3 separate regions of the Mus musculus genome follow, and regions 1 and 2 are each linked to region 3. Evidence: chromatin loops called from intact Hi-C (ENCODE). Cell type or tissue: heart. All regions are shown on one strand.

Evidence for each region. Peaks named below come from ENCODE experiments on the same cell type or tissue, not always from the same donor. Only the 100,000 strongest peaks of a DNase experiment are listed, where the experiment ranks them.
Region 1: a loop joins it to region 3, with 2.3 times the contacts of the local background. A loop is called at or near these places in 3 of 42 quality-filtered maps.
Region 2: it touches region 3 in a loop (4-fold over the local background); 7 of 42 quality-filtered maps call a loop at or near these places.

The regions. Positions count from the first base shown.
Region 1 is chr12:8,878,276-8,886,275 of GRCm38, reverse strand. All of the region lies in intron 1 of 9930038B18Rik (a long non-coding RNA gene), which reads left to right. Gm33483 (a long non-coding RNA gene) reads right to left here and starts at 6,846. Exons shown (of 3, transcript XR_381241.4): 1 at 6,763-6,846; 2 at 6,011-6,191. In heart, CTCF peaks have their summits at 1,347 (motif pointing left), 4,321 (motif pointing right) and 6,728 (motif pointing left); DNase peaks (open chromatin) are centred at 268, 815 and 1,315; H3K4me3 peaks cover 702 bases; H3K27ac peaks cover 1,471 bases; H3K27me3 peaks cover 328 bases.
Region 2 is chr12:8,383,041-8,391,040 of GRCm38, reverse strand. No RefSeq gene overlaps it. Among named protein-coding and RNA genes, the nearest start is that of Gm33134, 23 kb to the right of the region's middle. In heart, no CTCF peak of the experiment used is centred here; DNase peaks (open chromatin) are centred at 3,560 and 4,220; H3K4me3 peaks cover 328 bases; H3K27ac peaks cover 3,062 bases.
Region 3 is chr12:8,323,980-8,331,979 of GRCm38, reverse strand. Hs1bp3 (HCLS1 binding protein 3) reads right to left here. Exons shown (of 7, transcript NM_021429.3): 4 at 7,879-8,000. Among named protein-coding and RNA genes, the nearest start is that of Hs1bp3, 15 kb to the right of the region's middle. In heart, CTCF peaks have their summits at 2,521, 4,977 (motif pointing left) and 5,785; DNase peaks (open chromatin) are centred at 289, 4,969, 5,909, 6,569 and 5 weaker places; H3K27ac peaks cover 2,852 bases.

The DNA.
Region 1 (8,000 bases), 550 kb before region 3:
GAGGTTGATTCCCTGATCCTGATGATGCTCAAAGACCAACTTGCTAGAGTCTTCTGATCCCTGTGGTCCAGAGGTGTTGTAAGGCAGGTGATGTACTGCTCTCACCATCCTGATCTGGTCAGATGCTGAGATCCACGTGGTCAGCTCCAACTCTGCCTCTGAGATACTGGTCACCTGCCCCAGGCCTGGCTGAATTCCAGGCCATCCACCTCACCTCTCAATACTATCCTGTATACCCGGTTACTTCACTCTCGGGAGAGGCCTGCCTGAGTGAATGAGATGGAGGCTGAAAGCAGAGTCCCTAAGTTGAGGGTCCTTCTAGGTTGGGGCCCAGCTAGGGGAGCAACTCACAGGATCAACGTATCAGCTGACGATAGGTGCTCAAGTCTTGTGGGTGGTTTCCAAGCACAGGGGTCTCTCTGTATGACAAATAGTGACAACCACCACTGTCATCCTCTGACCCCTTACCCCAGGCTCCTCTCTATATCATTTGAACAGGCCTAAAAACTGCAAGGGACCCATTCTTTGCTGCCACCATCTGTGTGACCCTGGCCAAGTAGCTGTATTAAATGTAGATGCTAGTGTCTAAGTAGTGTGCAAAGTCACACGGTCACCCTGCTCCAATTCCTGGGGCCTCTGGGACAAAGACCAGAGTTCCACATTGTCCCTGCCTCTGTCATTATTATTCTTGGAACCCAACCCTGCCAGTGCAGTTGCTTCTTTGTGTGTCTGCAGATTCAGGGACACCAGGCATGCTGGGGCAATGCAAGATTGGGTGTGGGCTCTGCACAGATTCCCGTTCCAACACAGTCATGGTTAAGGGCAGGGGCCAGGATGGGGGTGGGGTGGAGGAGGGGGACTCCCTGCACTCTTCAGAACCCTGTTTCCTGGAGCGCATTTGCGTTCATGCCAGCTTGCTTGGTGAGAATGTAGTCACTGGAGAACAATCTCCAGGGCCTGCAATGCTTCCCCACCCTTGCAAATTTGCAAAGGAAACTTCCTTTTGTTGCCTGGTGTGTTCCAGCAAGGGAGTGTATGTTCCTAGTTAATATGCTGGAAACCACTTCAAGGTGATTGAGTGAAAGGCTTCCGGTTTCTGTTTACCCTTTACTTTGTTAATTGCTCTTTTCAACGGTTTCCAGGACCCTTAGGTCAGAACCCCTGGGGAGCCAGGGTATCTGCTGGAGAGCTCGGAATAAGCCTTCTTTGCCAAAAGCCAGGGCATCCCCTCAGGGATGCTGAGGTCCTGCCGTGGTTGTTACCACCCCCAAGTGACAGCTCTGTCCACCCTTAGGAGGCTCTCCGCTGCTTTCCCAGGACCTGCTTGCTCTTACGGGTCCGCCCCCTCCTGGACTCAGACACTGCAGGCTGCTTCCACACTCAGGCTTTCTGCCCAATCGTTTTCCCCCTTGTGTTCTTCTCCCTGCCCCATAGACATCTGCAAGTTTTTTTTTTTTAAAGGGACCCAAGTTTTCTCCATCAGCCTTAGGCCTCCAGCCTTGTTCCTCAGCCTTTCCACTCTTCATTAATCTCAGGGGAGCCTGGCCTCACGACGACTAGCATCTTGTAGCATAGCTCACACTGAACTGTCTATGCCTTGTCACCCTGGCTTTGTCTTTAACTGGCCTCACTTCCTCAGCCATATGGCCAGACTCTGAGCTTGGTTCAGCTTGTGTTCTAACTGTCGCCACTGAGAGCCTGGCCATTTGTTGGACTCTCAGGAACACTTGGAGAACGCCTGCCAACATAGCTTCAGAATGCGGAGGAGACTATGGACAAAGGCTGTGAGACTGAAGGGACAGAAGTGGCAGTGTTTGACAATGACCTGAGCTGGTGACGAGTTTACTGGAATTTGAGCGATGGGGATGAGTGTTTGCTTTTGCTTTGGGGTTTTACACTTTTTATTATATTCATTCATCTTATTACACACACACATATTGCCTGCACATATGTGTGTGCACCACATGAATACTCGGTGCCTACAGAAATCGGAAGAGGGCATCAAATCCCCTGGAACTAAAGTTATGGGTGGTTGTGAACCACCATGTGGGTCCTGGGATTGACTTCAGCAACTGCAAGAATAACAAGTGCCCTTAGCCTCTGAGCCATCTCTCTAGAACACTTGTGTGGTTTTGAGACAGGTCTCCTGTAGCCCAGGCTGGCCTTGAATTCAAGTGCCTCCGGTCTCCACTTATCAAGAGCTGGATTACAGCTTTGCACCACCAAAGGTTTTGGGAATGGCAACAAATGCCAATAGTAGGAAGGGAGAGAGACAGATACATAAAAAAATAAGCAAATGAAGAGACATCTTAGGGGTCACTCACCGCTGCCATGTCCCCCTCATCCGGGAATCACTGAAGCCAGCGGAGGGAGCCACCTACATATGTCAGAAATATCGGGCATTTCACCCACACCAAAGTCCCCCATTTCAGACTCAGGAATGCCTTTGTAAACACTTCTAACGAATGCATCTGCATTGTATGTTCACAGTACAGTGGGGAGACAAACCAAGGTGGTGTTCAACTCCTTGAAGCCAATAATCTGAGAGTGCCAGACAGGTGACAACCAGCGCCTTAGTGGTAGATAAATCTGCTCATGTCTGCAGCTCTACATTGAGGATTTGAAAATCTCAGCAGCTGTCCCACATGGGGACAAGGGCCACACCTTGACAGGGCAGAGCTCTGAAATCTGTCATCGTTTTTCAAGTCAGTAGAATAGAGAATGAAGCAGAGGTAGATGGTAACCCCACATCATGAAGAAAAATAACTAAATGTTGTTCAAGAATAAAAGATATTAGGAAGGCTGGAGAGATGGCTCAGTGGTTAAGAGCACTGACTATTCTTCCAGAGAATTCAATTCCCAATACCCACATGGTGGCTTACAACCATCTGTAATGCGATCTGATGCCATCTTCTGGTGTGTCTGAAGACAGCTATAGTATACTCACATATAATGTGTGTGTGTGTGTGTGTGTGTGTGTGTAGGAGAAAGAAGGGTCTGAGTAATGACTAAGAGAGTCAAGGTATGTGTCACCAAGCCTGACAACCGGACTCAGTCCTGAGACCTTGGGGACATAAAGTTTTCTTCTGACCTCTACACATGCACAATGAATGCATGCACCCTCGTACATGCAAACAACCAAACATATAAATAAACATTTTTTTAAAAGATAAGCAATTTAGTTTTTGTAAATAAATGTCTTTCTCAAACAGCTAAAACATTATTTAAAGGAAACTTAAAAGAATACACCCTTTGTCAACTAGAAAACTCAACTAAAGCATTTATTTGTATTTCCCCAAATGTTCTGTGCATGTGAGTGTGTGTGTGTGTGTGTGTTTGTATAGGAGGTTGCACATCTTATTAGCATTTTAGGGATGAAGGCAGATGACTCACTGAGGGTCAGGAAAAGAACAAGGGTTAATGTCAAGTCCCTTGCCATCTATGAACACTCCATGGCTGCCTCTGCCCAGGCTGACGTAGACCACCTGATACTGTAAGACATCATCTTCTTCAGAAGTCGCCTTCTCTCCAGTCCACTGCCCACTACCCCTGGGCCAGCGAACATGGCCTCCATCCTGTTCTCTCACCAACCTGCTTCAGTGTGAGCAAACACTGATTCAGTTTCTTGTTGGTTCACACACTCAATCTCTTCAGGGAAAGGCTGACTGAGCATTCGTGCCGTCAGTACCCATAACTCAAGAGTTAAACGTTTCCCCAGGGTCACGTGACACAGAGAATAAACTTCCTGGGTTCAAATTCCATCTTTGTATTTGCTAGTTGTGTAATCTGGACAAAGTGATTTAACATCACAGGGTTCCTTCTCTGTAAAATGTGGATCACAAGTGATTAAATAAATAAAAAAGTATCTCTGTATGTGCGAGCACACACGCATTTGTGTGTGTGTGTGTGTGTGTGTGATGTATACTCCATAGTGCTTGTGAAAAAGGCAAAGGACAACTTGCAGCTCGCTCTCCTGAGAGTCAAACTCAGGTCTCCAGGCTTGGCAGCAAGTGTCTTTACCTCCTGAGCTCTGCCAGCCCCCATAGTGATGACCATTAAATAAACCAATATGTACAAGTGACTTTTGGCAATGCCTTGAAATGAATGGATATTTGACAAATATGTTATTATTGTTGACAGAAGGCAGTTTCTACATGTCATCTTTGTAAGCTGTCTCAAACCCTTACTTCACAATAATACTAGTTATGAATATTCTGGAATGTCACACCAGTTCAGCAAAGGAGACATGCGTTGCCTGCTTGTTTCCTAACTTGAGCTCCTGAAGCCCAGAGGCATGAAGTGACTGATCCAAGGACACAGCACCAGAAGGTGGCAGAGTTGGGACAGTGTGTGCCTGACACCGAGGAGTCAGGAGCCTTCCACTGTGTCATAACTGCCCATCTTGGAAATGTTAGCGTGCCTTCAAGCTTTTGACAACTGGAATTTCTAATCTGAAATCTGCTCAAGGGTCAGGGAAGCAGCTCAATTGGCAGTGTCTTCGACAAGCAAGCACCATACCCTGGTTTGTTCCCCAGCACTGGACAAGCCAGGCCTGGTGACACGTGCCTGGTAATCCTGGCATTTGGGAGGCCAGAAGATCAGATGTTCAAGATCACCCTTGGAAGTATAGGGAGGGAGTTTGAGGCCAGTCTTGGAAGGAAGGAGGGAGGGAAGAAAGGAGAGGATGGGAGGGAGAGAGAGAGAAAAGGGAGAGAGGAGAGAGGGGCAGGGAATGCCTAGATATTAGGAACTTTCAGAGCTTGGGAGGAGTGAGCTTCCAGGTTTCAATAACAGAGGCAAGGAGTGTGAACTATTGCTGTCCAGGGCTGTCAGCTAATAAGCATCACCATTACCCCTCACACAGGTCTAAGGACTGCAGAGTGCAGCCACACAGTTCTTTTGAGCAGTCACAGCTAAGTGCTGGGGAGGGGACCTCCAGAAAGTGTCTTCATTGACGTCCTGATAGCTGGTGCTGGTAATTAGTGAAGACCTAGAGAGAAGCTGTTGGCCAGAGCACCTACTGTGGTCTCCTCAATCACCTGGGCTCCCTCACAGCATGGCATCTGATTCCGCAAACAAAGGAGGGGAGGAGAGAGGGGTTCAGGAGAGAGGAGGCAGGGGTCTCTCTTCTGGTCTAGCTTCAGAACTCGGGGTGCCATTTCTCCAGTGACTTCTGCTCATCAACGCAGTCACAAAGTTCCCCAACATACAAGAAAGGTGATACCAACCACCACCCAGTAGGAAACGTGGAGAAGCACACATGAGATGGATTACTCTCTAATGGCAAATGCACTGAAATGCAATGTCAATTTAAATGCAATGTCAATTTGAAAATGCAGCCTGACATACAAACTGGAAGAACTTTCCCCCTAGAAGGGAAAGGTGGCTGTACCAGTTAGTTTTATGTCAACTTGATACAAGCTAGAGTCATTAGAGAGGAGGGAGCCTCAATCTAGAAAATGCCTCTGTAAAAAGGGACCGTGGGCAAGCCTGTAGGTCATTATCTTAATTAGTGATCGGGTGGGGGAGAGCCCAGCCCATTGTGGGTGGTGCCATCGATGGGCTGGTGGTCCTGGGTTCTGTAAGAAAGGAAGCTAAGAAAGTCATGGGGAAGAAGCCAGTGAGCAGCATCCCTCCAAGGCCTCAGCCTCAGCTCCTGCCTCCGGGTTCCCGCCCTGCTTCCTTCAGTGATGGATTTCAATGTGCAAGCGTAAGTCTCATAAACCCTTTCCTCCCCAAGGCGCTTTCAGACATGGTGTCTCATCATAGTAATAGTAAGCCTACCTAAGACAGTGACAAATGGCAATCTGAGACCATGACAAGGACCCCTCCCTGTAGTCATGTCTGACAGTAGTTCCTTTTGGGGAACCAGCCACAAGAGAGAGCTTAAAATAAAAGGGATGAGGGCTGCAGTGACTTCATCATCCAGACTGTTCTAATAACATGTAATTTGTTGCCCTGCTGTGGCCAGCAAAGCCGCAAGGGCATGTGTTTGGGGGTGCCAAGTTACCTGCAGAACAGGCTTATTGGCCTGAAGACTCCACCTTGTCCGGAAGCAGACAGCTGTTAAAACTTCCTTTCAGCAGCTTCTTTTTGGTAGATGAAAATGGGAGGTGAGTTTGCCTTTAGAATCCTTGAGACAGCCCAAGCCTGCAGGAGGGCAGTCTTCCTCTAGCCCATTGGCTCTCAACCTGTGGGTCGCGACACAGGGGTCACATATTAGATCTTTATATCATGATTCATAACAATAGCAAAATTACAGTTATAAAGTAGCAATGAAATAATGTTATCATTGGGGGTCACCACAACATGAGGAACTGTATTAAAAGGTCACAGCAGTAGGAAGGTTGAGAACCACTGGGCTAGTCTTTCTCCTGAAGTCCCAGTTCCAAACCTTACAGCCCCAACAATCCAGTCAAACCCACTAAGAATCTTCCTCCCAGGTAGCATAAATACTTTGGGTCTGACTCCTTCCCACCCCTTACCCTGGCTTCTCTGTTCAGCCTCCAGACAAGCTGGGGTCCTCTGTGCTCGGGGTTCTGTGACCACAAGCCAGTCTAGCAGGCCCCACAAGAGTTGGTTCTTAAGACTGAAGTGTAGAACCCACTTCAGCGCAGCATGTCCTCTCCAGTTCCCCACAGCCTCTGAACCAGCCGGCCACTGGCTTTCTCCTAGCCTCTCTCACCTCCTGCTCCTTGCTCCCTCTGCTGGAAAACACAGCCTCCTCTCCCAGAGGCCTCGTGTATCCTTCTGGGTCCTTACCTGGGCATCAGCCTTCTGCGACAGCCACAGAGTAGACACACTGCGCCTTGAGGTTCACACTTGTAGGAGCCATTCCTGTTCTGGGGGCCACAGAGTAAAGCCACAGTGAGAATGGGTCCCAGGAGACGGGTCCTTTAGCTCTTGCATCTGTCCTGGCTGTCAGTTTATTTCTTGTGAGCTGCTTTTCTTACCCCTGGAATAGTTAGTGCAGGACACCTTCTGACCTTCCAACGTTCCTCTACCTGAATATCACCTGCTCTCCCATATCCACCCTCAGGCCCTCATACTGCAGGAGGCTTTCTAAATGTCTAGACAAGCGATTCCACTCAGAACTGCCAGGCTTAGGGGCATATTGACCCCTGCTACCTTTATGCCGTACTATGGAGATTCATTGAGCTTTTCATGATATGCCAAGCTTAATAGGAAGACCTTCAAGCATTTGTATTTGATCTGTAAAGTAACTCACAGGGTCAAGCAAGAAAACTGAGGTTGAGGGAAGCCAAATAAGTTGATTGTTTCATCACCCTAGTCAACATTGTCAACACCATGAATCCACGTCATTGAGAGTTGGCAGACTCTGGATTAGACACCACACCATGGTTTTGTTGTATCCTGAGCCATGGCATGTGGCTCTGGGTCTACAAAGGAACCCAGCCTCTATCCTAACTTTGCTCTGGTGTGCATGATGGAGAGAGGGCTGGCAAGCAAGAGGGACTCCTACTGTGTGTGTGTGTGTGTGTGTGTGTGTGTGTGTGTGTGTGTGTGTGTGTGTGCAGCCCTGCAGAACAGGCCTCATGCTTCCCCGGGTAGATGGGAACCAGGTACTAAATGTTTAAAGGAACAAAAAGCCAAAGATATGTCTGAAGACCTAGCTGCCAGTTCCTGTGACAGTTCTGCCTGATGTGCCCTATGCCTGTGTCCGAGGTCATGCCTCTCCTTCATCTTTCTGGAAGTCCCCCACCCCCTTTTTAAAATACAGTAGAAAGTACATAAACCTTAGGGCTAGGTTCCTCACCTGACATTTAACAGCCGTGTGACCTTGGGAAGGTCACCCTCAGCTTTTCAGTTTCCTTTTCTGTGAGTGTGGATAATACCACCTACCTGTCTGTGACCTTGGGTACAACACACTCAGTGTGCAGTATATGAAAGGCATACTGATGCTAACATCACTGCCTGGCTTCCTCAGAGGGCTGGGCACTGGGGTTGTGTTGACCGGGCCCAGAGTGTGGGGTTGGCTC
Region 2 (8,000 bases), 59 kb before region 3:
ACACCTGCTTCCTTCTACAGAATAACCTCACATTCATTGTTAAGTATTAAAATGTATACTATGGTTGTCTCTGTATTCTAGCCAGATCCCACTGTAATCCAGAAATATGTCTGCATTCCAGCTGGATCACATAGACCTAGAAGGTTTTTGGATATGATCCCTTGCCAGAGCAGTCATGTTGCTGGATTAAAATTCCTTTACGAAAAGTATATCAGGTCCCCTGTGAAATTAGAGTTATAGATAGTTGTGAACCACCATGTGGGACCTGGAAATCAAATTCAAGTCTTCTGGAAGAAAAGCATGTGTTTTTAACCACAAAACCATCTCTTCAGCCTTATGGAACACATATTTCTTTCACATCCATCCTCAAAATGGGAAGAGAACCATGAACCATGTAATGTGTACAACTGGCTGAGGGAATGGCCCCAAACCCTACATTCAGCAAGCATTACTGTAGCCTGTAGTGGGCCAACACCGTTTCAAGTGATAGAAGCAGTGTGGTTCTTTGTTTGTTTTTCTATTTTTGCTTTTGTTTTTTTGTTTTTTGTTTTTGTTTTTGAGACAGGGTTTCTCTGTGTAGCCCTGGCTGTCCTAGAACTCACTTTGTAGACCAGGCTGGCCTCAAACTCAGAAATCTGCCTGCTTCTGCCTCCCAAGTGCTGGGATCAAAGGCATGCGCCACCATTGCCCAGCTGAAACAGTATTTATTTAGTGTTTTGTGCCAAATTTCTCAGAGAAAGAGCTTCTAGCATTGGGTATACAGAAAGAACAGGGCTTTCCATTGAGCCTGGACTGAGGACTGGGGCAGTTCAGGGCAGGCCCAATACATGAGCCTCCAAGGAGGTCAAGAACTGCGAATGGTGTAAAGTGATGTTTGTGTATTGTTGAGTCAGCATGGGAAGGCCCTGACAGTTGAGTAAGAAGAGGATAGAAAAAGAAAACCTTCATCATTGCCTAAAGTGGTTCAGTTCCACCTCCAAACCCAGCCTCACAGAGAGACCAAAGCCAGGGCCGGAGTGAATGGGCCTGGAGCAAGGGGGCTAGAATGAGCAGGGGTCCTGAGTTCAATTCCCAGCAACCACGTGATGGCTCACAACCAACTGTACAGCTACAGTGCACTCATATACATAAAATAAATAAATCTTTTAAGGGAGGGAGGGAGAGAGAGAGAGAGAGAGAGAGAGAGAGAGAGACCAAAGTCTCTAGGCCCAGCCCATAAGAAGCTGGTCAGCTAATGGCAGAACAGGATCCTAGGGGTTTGGCTAGGTTTCAAGTCAATTACTTAAGATTTTCTCCAGACATGTGCAGTAGGTTTGTTTTTATTTATTTATTTTTTGCTTTGTTTGTTTGTTTTTGAGGAAACGAGGAGAGGGAGAAGGCATGCCTTCTAAGTTAGGCACAGAGGCCAGAATAACAGCAGGCAAGCCTAGAGTGAGGGAGGAAACGTGTTTGGGATGCCATGCAGGGAATTTAAGTGCAGAGGGTACCCATTCTAAGCTTTTGTACCCCAGGTCAAAGCACCAGATTAGACACATGATTAGAAAGAGGAATAAAGACAGCTTATTAAGAAGGGGGAAGGCATGAGGGGATTGGGCTAATGAACTAAGGCAAGAGCCCTTGTGGCCCAGAACCCTTTGTGGGATTCTTACATACCACCCAGTTCACTCATTTGTATTTCTTTGGCTTTCCTCACAAATGTTCTGTTCCTCAGATGAAGCCTGTGTGAGCAAGGATTTCTAGTCTTCTGCAAACTGGCTTTTTGCCTGTTGATCTTGATGTCACAACCTGGAGTCTCTGTTCTCCTACAACCCTTGGCCATAAACTTTAACTAGATCAAGATCCTAGAGGAACAACTCCTCCCAGTAGACTGAAGGTCTGGTGTGAGAAGTTTTGTCCAAGTAAAACTCCACTCCCAACACTGAGCCAAGTTGAGTGTGTCATGTAGCTTGGTAACAGAGACACTGGTATATTAGCAAAAGCAGGCAAAGACCTGTCTAGATTTGTCCCAGGATGGCCCCTTCTCTCAAATTTCTCCATTGTGACTCTAACTTCCTTCCCAGCTGTGCTGTGCTGTGCTATAGCCAGGAGCAATCATGGCTTTGCAAAAGCCAAGAGCATAGAAATGTACCTGGTGTCTCATGATGACCCAGCAGGCTGGAAAGCCCAGTGTAGAACACTCAGAACTGTGTCATTGTCCCTCAGGGAACCTTCTGTGCCCTGGTTGTAGGCTAGAGTGTAGGCAGGACGAAGTTCCTCTTACAGAGCTCCAGAATTGGGGCTCTGGAGGGTGGCTTGGTGCAGAGGTGGGAATGTGTGGGAATCAAGCTGGGCCGAGCTCCAAATTGTGTGAAACAGAGATCATCATGCTGTGCGCCCTGGGTGACTCCAGCTTACAAGGCTGCATTGGCTCCACTCAGAGAACAAAACAAAGGCAGAATGATTCTGTGTCTTTATGCACACAGACAACATTACATGTACAAAATAAACCACGAAACAAAGACTGATAACTTAACCATACAGGTAAAGGAAAACCACCTTGGGTCTTACCAAAGTAGGTGGGGAACATATGAGCACATGGGTATGTTAAAACCATTAAAAATAGCTCAAAACCAGGCCTGTGGATTTCTTAAACACAGAAGGTCATTGAAAGATGCAACAACCTGGAAATAAGAGGAATGGGATGGCAGTGGTGCCACCAACCTGTCATTCTCCCATGTGTGCATGTGTCAGGGGACTGATGGACCCAAAACTCTCAGCTCTCTCCAGGGCTTAGCTTACACAGTCTCCGGTTTTCTGTCTGTTCATCTATGTGCGCCTTGCCTTGAGGGTTGCAGATCATCTGTGTGGCTCTGTGGCTCAGGTTCAGTTCTGTGAGCCTCCACCTGGGTTCACTCATATCCAACCTCGTGCAGTGACTCCCTTTGCATCTACATCAGCTCTCTACCTCAGCCTCTTTGAACCCTGTGGCCTCTTAAACCCTTTTGTAACACATCATAACACACACACTCCACACACACACACACACACACACACACACACACACACACACACTCACACATGCACACCCTTCGTGTGGTCTGAGAGTTCAAACTGATTAAGACTAGAATAAAAGAATTTTGGATTGCCAACACGCGTACTATTAAGTAAAACCAAGACTACTCAGTAAATTGTAATCAATGAAACAAACATAGCTTATGCATTTGTTATTCTTCAATAAATTCTGACATGGTGGAAAGACACAAACAAATCCATCTATGTTTCTGACATAGCACATTCATGACCTAATGGCTTCCCTTGACTATTACTTGATGCCCTACCCACTCTGAGAGGTAAGACATGATTCAACTATATAGAAGAACCTCACTTCTGTGGGCTACAAGGCAAAGCCCCATAACCCATTGCTTGGGATCCAAGGTCTAGACTTTCCACACCTACAGCCAAAGCTCTCTGGGCTGAGATCTCATGGTTAGGATCACTCACCATGGTTACTAATAAATACACACACACACACACACACACACACACACACACACACACTTCCTATGAATTATAATGTGTGGACCCTAGCCAAGGCAGCTAGGGCACAATCCTTGACACTCAGACAACTAGGGCAGTATCCCCACTCACTACCTGTGTCCTGAGGAAAAACATCTCCAGGAAGTGAAGGAGTTCTAAGAGCCTCAGCACAGCTGCGGGGAGTGAAATGGAGAGGTGGCTGTGGTTTACTGAGGGCAGGCTATAAGCCACATTCCCAGCCTATACAATCTTGTCTAGGCTTCTCACCGTCCTCTGAGCAATGGGGTTCTCATCATTCCACAGGAGTGAAAATTGAGGCTTGGGGGCGGGGAAGTAAGTTCTCATGGCCACAGGTGGGCCCTGCTCAACGCTGACCAGTGGGGCGAACACTCAGAGACAATAGCAATGTCCAACTTGAAGAATTCACGTTTAGTGCTCCAGTCATATGGACAATTGGGCCCTCTTCCCTCACACGATGTCCAGACAAAGCCATGCTGGAGGCCACCCCAACTCTTGGTCTCCTGCCACTCATAGGGACATTCCTAATTGCCCTGGGATGGGGTGGGGGTTGGGGTGTTGATGGCAGCTTCACTTGAGTCCAGGAAATTCCACAGGACACAGCTGAAGCCTGGAGGCCACCAGATATAGGCTGTGTCAGAACAAAGGGGACTTTCCCCTGCGTTCGCAAGCCCAAGGGTCTTTCCCTCCTGGTACACAAGCAGCCCAGTGAGGTTCCTGGAGGTGGTGGGTGGACACCGGACACTGGGCAGCTCCAGAGATCTCTCTCAAGGCCAGGATCAACCTCGGAGCTGATTGTGGGAGGAGAGTTTCCCTGTGGCTGAAGAGGCAGGTCTTCCCCAGCCTCTGAGGATGAGGTCATTCTGTTTCAGGCTGGACTAAAAGAAAGATCCTCAGGCATAACAGAGTCGAGCCAGGAGAGAGCCTGCATGACTCATCCAGAGGCCAAGCACTGGGGGCTTCCGGCCCTCAGAAGATGCAGACATAGAGGCTATTGTTCCCTCTGGAAGCCCCCATGGCACAGCAAGCTCAATGGGGCCATTTGTATTTTCTCCCTAGTTCTCCATCAGACAGAGTGAGTCCTCTAGGCTGCCTGGGCCCAGGGGGAAGACTCAACATTCACCATTCTGGGGATACACCCCTCCCCAAATGGAAAATCAAGGCCTGGCTCAAGAGGCAGAAGGCTGGTTCTTAACCATGTTAAGACTCCAAGACTCAGGGACTGGGGAGAAGGCTTAGGATGTAAAGAATTTGCTGAGCAAGCATGAGGGCCTGAGATTGGATCCCCAGCACCCCTGTAAAAACTGGGTGTGGTGCCATGCCTCAGTAGTCCAACGCTGGGACTGGGTGGGAAAACAGGAGGACCCTGGAGGCTCCCTGCCTAGCCGGTCCAGCCAAAATGGACTTTGTTTCAAATTACTATGTAGAGAACACTAAAGGAAGCATCCAGTGTCAACCTCTGGCCTCCACAGGTTCATAATGCTCGCTCACGAGTGCAAAAGCATGAGCTTGCATGCACGCACGCACGCACGCGCGCACGCACACACACACACACACACACACACACACACACACACACACACAAATCTCTAAAACTCATTCATTCAATTGTCTTCTTCTTTCCAATGGCAATAATAATTTTAAAAGACAAAGCTCTTATGAGGATGATCAATCTGTGCCGGCAAGGCACAGACAGTGACCAGCTCAGGCTTTGAAGCCACGACGACTCTATACTTAGTCCTCGCTTCCCAATCTTCAGGCCACTGGAGGAAGCAGCCCACCCACTTCTCTCCTAACGTACAGGGTGTGACCAGGACTGAGGCACTCTGAACTCACTTATCACCGTCTACCCCAGAATTGGGCTCCTCCTGGAGGACACAGTACCAAGGGGACCCAGCTTAGGGTAGGAAGCACAGAGGCCAATGGTCATAGCTAAGCACAGATGTGGGCATTAGGCAAGGTGACTGAGGGGCTGCCCCAGCTTTCAGATACATTAGAGGCTTGTCGTGGGGGAGGAGGGAGAAGAAAAGACACATCTTAAAGAGATGAAAGGAGGGGTGGGGAGACAGTTCAGTGGGTAAACTGATTTTCTGAGTAAGTATGAGGAACTGAGTTAAAATTCCCAGAGTCTACAGAAAGTGAATGGTATGATGCTGTGTGCTTCTGTAGCCCCAGGGTGAGGCTGGGAAACACCAGAATTTCAGGGGCTTGCTGACCACGAACCTAGCTCCAGCCTTAGTGAGAGACTCTGTCTCAAGGAAATTCAGTGGATGCGATAGAGTAGAACACAGTATGTCTTCCTCTGGCCCATCACATGTGTACTACACACCCAAAGAATGACTAAGAAAAAAATCAGAGAGAAATCCAAGGGACTAACAAGCTCACTAACTGATTACTGGAGAAACACACATTGAAACAATGGAATTCTATTTTAAACAAACAAACAAACAAACAAACAAAAACCAAACCAACTAACCAATCAACCAAACAAAAACAACAACCAAACCTTCTAAGATTGTTGTGATCATAAAAAGAGAAAGAGCTATAAGAATATGTTCTGGCAGGGTGTCGGGGGAGGTGCCTCAGTGGGCCCATGCTAAGGCATTCCTTCCCCTGAGGGACCAGACACACACCGATATAGTATAGAATAGAGTTTATTTAGTGCATGGGAGGGGGGTGGGTTAAGAGAGTAGCAGAGGCAGAGAAAGGCAGAGAGGAGAGAGGAGAGAAGTAGAGGCTGACCATGACCACGTGGAGAGAGAGGGGAGAAGGGAATGGGGAAAGGGAGCAAGGGGGCAAGATGCAAGGGAGAGAAGCAGGAGTAAGAGAGAGAAGAGGGGCCAAGCAGCCCCTTTTATACTGGGTCAAGCCCACCTGGCTGCTGCCAGGAACTATGGGGTGGAGTCGCTTAATGAAGAAGGTGTCAACATGACTGGGAAGTAGGCTAGGCCCACTGTCAGGTTAGAATAGCTTAGAATCTGTCCAGATTCTAAGTGCCAGAAGTTTATAATACATATAAAGGTTCCTATGTCATTATTTTAGAGCAAAGGCAGGCATAGAAAAGCCACTACTTTTACAACAAATGAACAAACAAAAAATTGACATGTAAATTCAGCCGTGCAGGTGTTGTGAAAGGGACTTCTATCATTGCTAGGCCACCCCAAGGACATGGATACTCTACTGAGGCCATAGCTAAGTGGCCTGTTTAGATGCCACCAGAAACCTGGTGTGCACTTCTGTCCACACCCTTTCTAGCTTCAGGTTCTCAACCAGCCTCAGGGCAGGCACCAGACACCGGAGTCTGCACACTGTTCCGGTTGCTGACTCTGGTTTGAGGAGAGTTTTGGGCCAAGGCTGAAGGCCTGGAGAAGATAAACTGTTTCAAGCTCTCAGGCTCCATCGTGACCTTGGAAAGCCTTCTTCCTCCTTGTCATATGATGTGACAAATTACTGCAAATTTAGCAGCTCAGGACAACACCTCTTTGCTTTCTCACAGTTCCTCAAGGCCACGAGTGTGGACATAGCTTATCTGGAGCCTTTTGCGGAGTGTCACATGGAACTGAAGCTATTTGCTGATCTCTGACCTGGTCTGGAGGCTCGTGTGGGAAAGAACCTGTCTACAGTCATGATTTCTTCTGCAGTGATGGGAGGGGGGTAGTTTGGGGGGAAAGCAGATGGAAGCTGCCTTGGGGTCCCAGATTTTGTCTGTAGCTCCTCTCCAAGATAATCTCTACTCTATCATGCCTTTATGGAATTTAGGAAGGGTCCGCTTCTCTTGCAAGGTTTCTTCCATGTTGGAGCCAGATTCATGCAGAAGGGTCTGCTTTGATGAATTCAAAAGGTCTTAATTACATAGGCAATATCTGGGGCTGAAGAGATGGCTCAGCAGTTGGGAGCACTGGTCGCTCTTCCAGAGGACCTGAGTTCAATTACCAACACCCACATGGCAGCTCACAACTGTATGCAACTCCAGTTCCAGGGAACCTGACACCCTCACATAGACATACACCAGCAAAATACCAACTCACATAAGATAAAAATAAATAAATTGGACTGAAGAGATGGCTCAGCAGTTAAGAGTACTGACTGCTCTTCCAGAGGTCCTGAGTTCAATTCCCAGCAACCACATGGTGGCTCACAACCATCTGTAATGGGATCTGATGCCCTCTTCTGCTGTCTTCTGAAGACAGCTACAGTGTACTCACATACATAAAATAAAAAACTTTAAAAAAAAAAAAAAAAACGCCATCCCGGAGTCCAGGAAGCGTGTGACTCCTCCGCTCTGCTCTGCTCTCCTCATTCGCAGCCTCTGACCCTGATGCTGTGGGGATCTACACACAGCACTGTTTTGCTGGCCAGTGTCGGTGCATGCGCACGCCTTTAATCCCAACACTCGGGAGGCTGAGTTCGAGGCCAGCCTGGTCTACAGAGTGAGTTCCAGGACAGCCAGGGCTACACAGAGAAAC
Region 3 (8,000 bases):
TGTCCTGACACCAGGGACAGAGCAGGGTCTGCAGCCCCTGACTTCCTGGCAAACCTGTGCAGATCCTGAGGGCTACCTAAAGAGGCATCTTGCCCAGCACAGGCTGTGTGAGATAGGTAGTGGTCCCTGTGTGGCCGCAGGCATGTGTAAGCATGTTCATGCTGGTGTACAGACTCCAGTTCTCCTACTGTGTGTCTGACAGGAGCCAGATGCACAGCCGGGCCACGTTCAGAGCCGGGCGTAGCAAACTCGGGGAGATGTGGCAGCTGCTGCTGACAGTTCCAAAGCTCTGCCTGGCCAAGAAGTGTCTCACTCCCTGTGGCTCAGGCACTTCTGGTGACAGTGATTGACACCTGAGAGCAGCCTCCCTCTGGCCACCCAGGGGCCTCGTGGAGTCATTCCAGACTCATCCACCTCCTGTAGCAACCAGTGACGGGCACCAGCTGCCCTGGACCTGAGAGCAAGGGAGTAACAGAGAGGGTCTACAGACACGGGCAGCCCGCCTGGGCCTGGACAGAAGGCTGGGCGTCCACAGCACACACAGACCACCTTCAATGCCAGGGCCATGCTGCACCAAATATGGCAACAGACCTCTTCCCCGACAAGACAACTTTCTTGCTTTTAAAAATGAAGCGTTTCCCACATCTTAACCTGTTTATTTCAATTGTAGAAAATTCTTAGGGTGCCACAAAGCAATCTTTTTTTGTGTGAGCATGCCTGCGCATGTGTGTGTGCAAGCCCAAAGACAACCTCAGCTGTCATTCCCCTGGGACTGTGCCACCTTGGGTTTTTGAATCAGGGTCTCTAAGACACCTGGCCAGTGCAGTCCAGGGGTCACTTGTCTCCAGTGCTCCAGTCCCAGTGTGTAAGTGTATGCCAGCACTCCTGGCTTTTTATATGTGGACTCTGGGTTTGTTTAGGCAATCTCCTCCATCCTTTCTGAACCTTATCCCTGCACAGCTTTACCTAGGGCAGCAACTGTCAGGACAGGGTCAGGCTGCCTCATGGAATAGTCTGGAACTTCAGGGAGAGACTGGGTAGAAGAGCTGGAGTATAGTAGCCATGCCCTGTGGAAGCACGGGCAAGAACACAGCTTGGCACACCTGGGTCACCACATTGCCTCGGAGTCCTTTCTCTTAATTTGGTAAGTGGGACTCAGGGGGAGGAGCTACGAAAGCTCTCTGCAGCCTGTACACAGAGGGCAGTGGGCAAGACCAGAGGCTTGAGGTCGTCTCATGATGTCCGGCTTATGATAATGGGCCTAACAGGAAAACAGGCCCGGTGTGAGGAACCACCCTGGACAGGCCTCAGTGCTGTGAATCCCAACGGCCACAGCCTAAGCCTGTCCAAGCTTTCCAGAGCCAAGGCCTACTACAGCGACCAGGACCTCAGTAGTGACTCCCTCTTCTTAGATTTGGGGTCACACCATTTCATTTTCTCTGTCTTCTACCTACGACATACCACCAGGAGAGCAAGTGGTCTCACTTGCAAAGGGGCAACCCTTTGGCCTGAGGTGAATATCCAGCCTTGCTCAGGCTGCAATTATTCCGAGAGATACAACATGCACAAGGGGACAAGGGCCAGGTTATATGGACACTCTGACCAGAGCCTGCAGCAAACTACCTATGCAGCTGTTAGTCCCCAAAGGCCAAGCGTGATGAATACCTGCTGGGATGCTTAACTGTCATCTTCACTTCCAATTTAGTGGGATCAGTCAGAGAAAGCAGGCCAACACCTCCTTAACAATTCCCTAGGACCCAGAAGTCCTGCTTCTTGGTGCCCACGCTGACATCCCCCAGTGACAGTGCAACCTTGCCTTCCCTTTTGTCCACTCTGAGGCTTCTCACTCCCTGCCTGTCTGCTCTGGAGTCTCTGGCAATGAAGGTTGCTGGTGGCCGGTTTCACCCTGGCCACCGCAGACCGAGCGAGCAGTCTTTGTACACTCTTATTTGCATTGTCTTTTCTATGGTCCCCATCAAGATCCCACAGTATTCTAATTGCTGCCACTGTGGAAGAGCTGCCCATCATCACCCACGGCATCCAAACAGAGAGCAAGCGGATAAAAACAGAAAGTCGGGGGTGGTGGCTGTACATGCTATCATTAGTCCCAGCGCTCGGGAAGCAGAGACAGGAAGATCTCTGAGTTCGAGGCTAGCCTGGTCTACAGAGTGAGTTCTAGGACAGTCAAGTTTACACAGTGAAACCCTATCTTGAGAAGCAAGCCAAGAAACAAAACACTGAAGAAGTCCAGACTTGACGTAGGTAGTGGTCTCAGCTGGGCATGAAGAGTCTGAGCCACCCACCTGGTCACTGAAGTACCTACTCTCTGCATGCGCCTGCTGTCTTACTAATGTTCCCCAACTGTTACCCAGAATGCCAAGTCTGACCTACTGAACACGGAGTGCCACACTTGATGTTGGGGACAGCCTCAAGCAGGAGGGTGGTAGACATGACCTCCCATGACTGAGGAGTCAGGTAAGTATCCATTAAGGCCTCAGCCTAGCAAACCGCCTCCTCTAGGGGCAGCGCTGTGGGAGGGAAGCCAGCCTCCCCGCTGTCCTTGGCAGGAGGTGCCATCCAGGGACTCCCAGAAGCTAGGATCTGGCGCTGGGATTTGCTCAACAATAGGAGCTAACGCCCTCTATAGTTCATCTGAAGTGAAAGACGCATGAAGGCCTCAGGATGAGTACAAACTAGTTACAACATTTTACCAAGAACTCTGCATTCTTCCTTTTGGACTCTTGGGCCTAGACCCTTGGGGGCTTTGGTGGGAAGTGTAAAAGTTCTGAAACGCTAGACAGCCCCCACTCCTCCACCCCACTGGAGGTCCCTTTGCTTCGGAAACCCTAACTGTTCCATACCTGAAGACGCCACAGCTTGGAGTCAGCAAACTGCCCTCGGCCCACTTCAGAGCTGGGATGGGAATGCTGAACCCTTGAATCCCTTTGGGGGTGACCATACATCCTGGAGTTCCAGCCTCCCCGATGGCTTTCGAGCGATGCTACAAGAGGCCCCAGACTCTTCTAAAGTTATCTAGGGCCACTTTAGAGGACAAAGATCTAGTTTCCATGCCTGTTCAAATGAAGACAATTCTACTTGGGTATGGTCGTTGCATTAGGGGTCTGTGTGAGGCTTTCCTCGTGAACCTCTTGAAGCCTTTGCTAATCAAATAAAAAGGACAGAAACCACCGTGCTAACCATAGTCCCCAGAGTCCCTTCACTGAGGCTGGGCCAGGAGCAAAGGTACCTGGATGGGAAACACAGCAGAGATAACTGTACCCCTTGGTAAGTGTGGCTGAATGTTTTGACTCAGTCTCCCTTCCTACTTTGGGGCTAGCCATGACGTGGGACCATGGTGACTCTCCTAGGGAGCTCCACTATGGTATCCGGTCCTCAGAGAACCACTGCAGTAAAGACAGACAGCAGAGAGAGAGAGAGAGAGAGAGAGAGAGAGTGTCAAGGGGAGCAGGGGTGGGGAGACTAGGAGGACTGGGGATCCCTGTTCACCTGTGCACTGTGTAGGGCATCTCTCAGACTTCTGCATACTTTAGTGCCTGGAGTATCAGCATGACTCGCACACACAGACTCACTGAGAGGCCATGGTTCCACGCAGGGCCGAGGGGGCCTGGGAATCTGTATCCCCACCTGGTTCCAGGCTGAAACACAGCCCCTAACTGCTCTCTGCTGCAACGGAGTATCCAGCAAAGGCTTCCTCTCCTGGCTCAGAATCCAGGACAGGAGTTGAGAATATTGTTATTTACTTAGCAAGAGGCACCCAAGGAAGGCATTCCACAGTTGCTTGGAGGCAGGAGGGGGCAAGGCCCCAGAGATTCTAGATGCTGGGTTTGCAAATCCAGGAGGACTAGCGGGTGGTGGGTGGGTGGGTGTCTACGGGCAAAAACTGGAGGGTCATCCCAGAGCAGAAATTTCATCTAAATACAAAAAGCCATTTTTAGGTTCAACAGAAGTGGCTGCTTCATGGAAAAAATGAAACTAAATTTATATAAAACTAATGATAAAACAGTATCCAAGGAAAGGCCTTCTCCACTTGGGTGCCAGGCTCTCCCCTCTCTTTGAGAGCCTGAGAAACCAGTCTCACAGGCAGGGAAAAGAGCCAGCTGTGTTCTCTGTCACCAGCAAGCAGGCTGGAGAAGTAGCAGGAGGGGTGGAAGAGAAGAGGGACCTTCAACAGGGTAAATGTGTAGCCCCAAAGAGCTTTTATCATACTGTCCCCTGCAGAACCTTCAGGGGCCTTGTTCTGAGGCTATTATTTAGATGAAAAGTTCTATGGAATGATGACTCCGGACCCGTGAAGTTCCTCACATTATAGCCCACCACAACAAAAGCCCATGAAAGGTACCACAAGCCGGGGCTCACAGTGCAGTTTGCAGTGACTGGGCTGAGGGACTGGCTCAGAGTCTGGAGAGAGACCATTCCAAACTGTGGAGGCACAGACACGAAACAATCCCTTTGTTCAGGGAGAAGTAGAGAAGCGAAGGCTGCAGGAAATATCCCTGCTCCTGGGAGGGAAGGGACTCTCGCCAATCAGTCCCTAGGACCTGGGTAGTTTTGAGTTGTGTTGAAAATGTTTCTAGTGCAAGGCACGATTTTCTCAGAGCCACACAGACACTAAAATCGAGTTAAATACGGTAAGTATGTATGACAGAGAAAGGCGCCTGAGACAGAACATTAATTGGAATGGTGAAGTGAACGCTATGTCTAGAGTCCAGATGGCTCTGGGACAGGGTCAGCAAAAAAACCCAAAAAAACCCAAAAACCCAGAAAATAAGAAGCAATGCTGTTTCAATGGGCTAGAGTGGGGGCTTTTCTGTGCCCCATAACGGTATAACACAGCGGACTTTTCCCTAGTCAGAGGCAGGTTGAAGAGACAAAGGAAAGCCAGGCCCGGCAGACTCCGCTTTGTGCCAACTGCTCCCACCCTTGCAGACACTCCTGAAATGGAGCCCGAGCGCCCCCTTGTGGCCACAGCAGGGAATATGAGATGTGTGTATAGAGTTGCTGAGGAAATACAGACTACAAAGCTCTCGAGGATAAGAAGAATGCCCCAAAGGGTGAGGTGGGCAGCCCTTGTGTCTGAGTGGGAAACCTGACCTGCTCTGTCACATACCAGATGGATTTGTTTGTTTGTTTGTTTGTTTATTCATGTATGTATGTATGTATGTATGTATGTATGTATGTATGTATGTATGTTGACTTGACCCAAGCTAGAGTATCCTGAGAAGGGAACCTCAGCTGAGAAAAAGCCTCCTTCAGATTGCCTTCATGAAGTCTGTGGGGCATTTTCTTGATTAATGACTGAGGAGGGAGATCGCAGCCCACAGTGGCGGTGCCACAGGGGCGGTGCCACCTTTGGGTAGGTGGGCCTGGGTTGTGTAAGAAAGCAAACCGAGCAAGCCAGGAGGTGCAATTCAGTGAGTAGCGTTCTTCCCTGCTCTGTGCTTTAGTTCTTGTCTCTCATCCCTCAGGGATGAACCTGAAGCGTAAGCCAAGTAAAGACAGCCTTTCTTCCCTGAGTTGCTTTCACCCGTGGCCTTTATCACAGTGGTAGAAAGCAAACCACACCACCAGGCTTTGGCCGAGTCCCCGCTTGGGCGAATCTTTTGATGGCCCTATGTGTAAGGGCCCCACCCTACCTCTTGCCACATTGCTGAAAGATGCCTGCAGTGGCCTCAAGCCCTGGTGCTGCCACTTGGGGTTATATGAACGAGCTCAAGCCATCTGACTCTCAGAGGCTCCAGTGTCCTACCACAGAAAACAAAAGCAATGCCCAGTGTCAGCCTCCAGGGCTCCCTTTCCCAAGCGGCTCCGGCAATGGGCCCAGAAAGCCATTTGGCACATTATGAATCTTTTCACAAATGAGGCCCGAGAGGAGCCATGAGCACGGAGTGCACTCAGCGAGCTTCCCTGTGCTCTCGTACCTCGCCTGGTCCCACACGAAGCACATACACATGTCCTGACGCATACCGCACTTACTGCGGGTCACAGCCCATTTCAGAAGTGCAAGTCTCAGAGGTAGCATGAGCTCCCAAGCAAACACCAGTTAGCTCAGTTCCTGGCACTGAAAAAGCTCTCGAAAAACATTACTTATTATGCCTGACAGAGCCGATAATACCAACTGGGTGTCACATGGGTCCTTAAAAAAAAAATCTGGCAGGAAGGGGAGTCCGCTTGGTGCTGTGTTCCCGGAATCCAGGAGCCAGGGGCCCCCCAAGAGCACAGAGCTTGCTGCAGGTGGTCCCAGGCTGGCTGTCAGGCACCTAAGACCTCCGCCCCGTCCCCACCCGCAACTCTGCCACTAGAGAAAGAAATTCAAGGCAGCACTTGGCAGCCAGGAGCAGTTTCCTACCCAAAAAAGGAGCCACTTGGCTAACTCTGTTGTTCAGCCAAAGGCTGGTGCAGCCTCAGAAGTCCATTTCAGTTTGTCACTACTCATGGTTACTTAGAACCACAGATGGCATGAGTGCAAACAAGGCCTTATGGCAGGGCCCCAGGGCTGGGCGAGGCCGATAAGGGGTGGGCATTATAGGTGTCTCCCCATGTCACCCTGGGACCCTTACTGCCTGACCCTTGGGGACCAGACCCTCACTGGCTGGAGAGTACCGGGAGGCCACGGATTCCTGTGGGCCTGCGGCAGCCGCTGTGCCTGCCTGGGCAGCTTTGGCCAGTGTGAGGCCTCTGTGGTGACCTCAAGATTCTGCAGCCCATGGCTCACATATCACACTGGGGGAAGACCCGTGCTGAGCGGGCACCGATTTGGGGGACTTCATTTGGTATGTCATTACACTGAACACGCCTCTGTCCGATTCTTCGGCGGCTCTAGTTTCAGGCAGGCCTTTCCTGTCTGTATACTGGGGACAGCAGTAAATTCCTAAGACCCATTTGTCACGGTGCTGAGGACAGTGCCCTGGCCCGTGGTGGTCAGGTTCTGCTGAAAGTAGAGTCTATGACGACAGCTAATGCTAACATCTATGCACATCAGATGATCCTCCCTGGACTGCTCCAGGAAGCAGGTACTTCCAAGAGCCCGCTCATTTACTGAAGAAAACTGAAGATGCAGATAGCCAGGAGCCTTGGCGACCAAAGGATGGAACTAGAACTCAGGTCCCAGCAGAAAGCCCTCAAACTCAGTGCCAATCTAGTACCGTTCCCCGCCTCCAACTGATGCTTACAGGCAAGGAACAGATGAGGCTCAGCATGGGAAGTACAATACCATGCCTAGCACAGAAAATATCAGTTGCTCGTTGCTTGAGCCAAGAAGGAACAAAAGTATTCTGGGATGACTGAGTAGCCGATTTCCATTAGGGAAGCCATTGCGTTCTCAGCTCATTGCTTCCACTGGAGGGGCTATGGCAGGAGATGCCTGCCTCTGCATCTCCTCCTCCAGCCTGTGCCCTGTCCCCATGGCCAGCACAGGGAGATCCATGCCGCCCACCCGCGCTCAGGAGCGTCCGTCTAATTGGCGGGATGCCTCCTAGAGGAGTAAAGCCAAGGGTGCTTATACCCATGTTCATGGAGGTCTCCAATTGTCCCGCAGGAGCTGAAGGAAGTCCTGCCTTACAGATGGTGAAGCATGCTCTGGGGGCAAACAAGTCACTTGCCACTCTGCAAGGAGAAGCCGGGTCCCAATGGCAGCAGACTGGGCCCAGCAGTCTGTGCTACCGAGCTATCGTGGGGTTAACTCTGTGGAGTTAGCCATAGATGGGGGATATCACTGGGGAGGGCGGGGGATTCTGAGCCCAGCCACAAAGGCGGGTGATACTGAGGCGGCGGAGCTGAGCCAACTCTCTTGAGCACACCAGGTTAAAGCCCCATGGCCCAGACCTTGAACAAATGACATCGGAAGAAGTGGAGACCTACCGCATGATACCCAGGGGATCCAGCACCTCCTCCTCCTCCTCCTCCTCCTCCTCTTCTCCCACCAAGGACTTCTCCACATCCTTGCTGCTCAGGCCCAGTGTGGGTGGCTGCACTTCATCCTG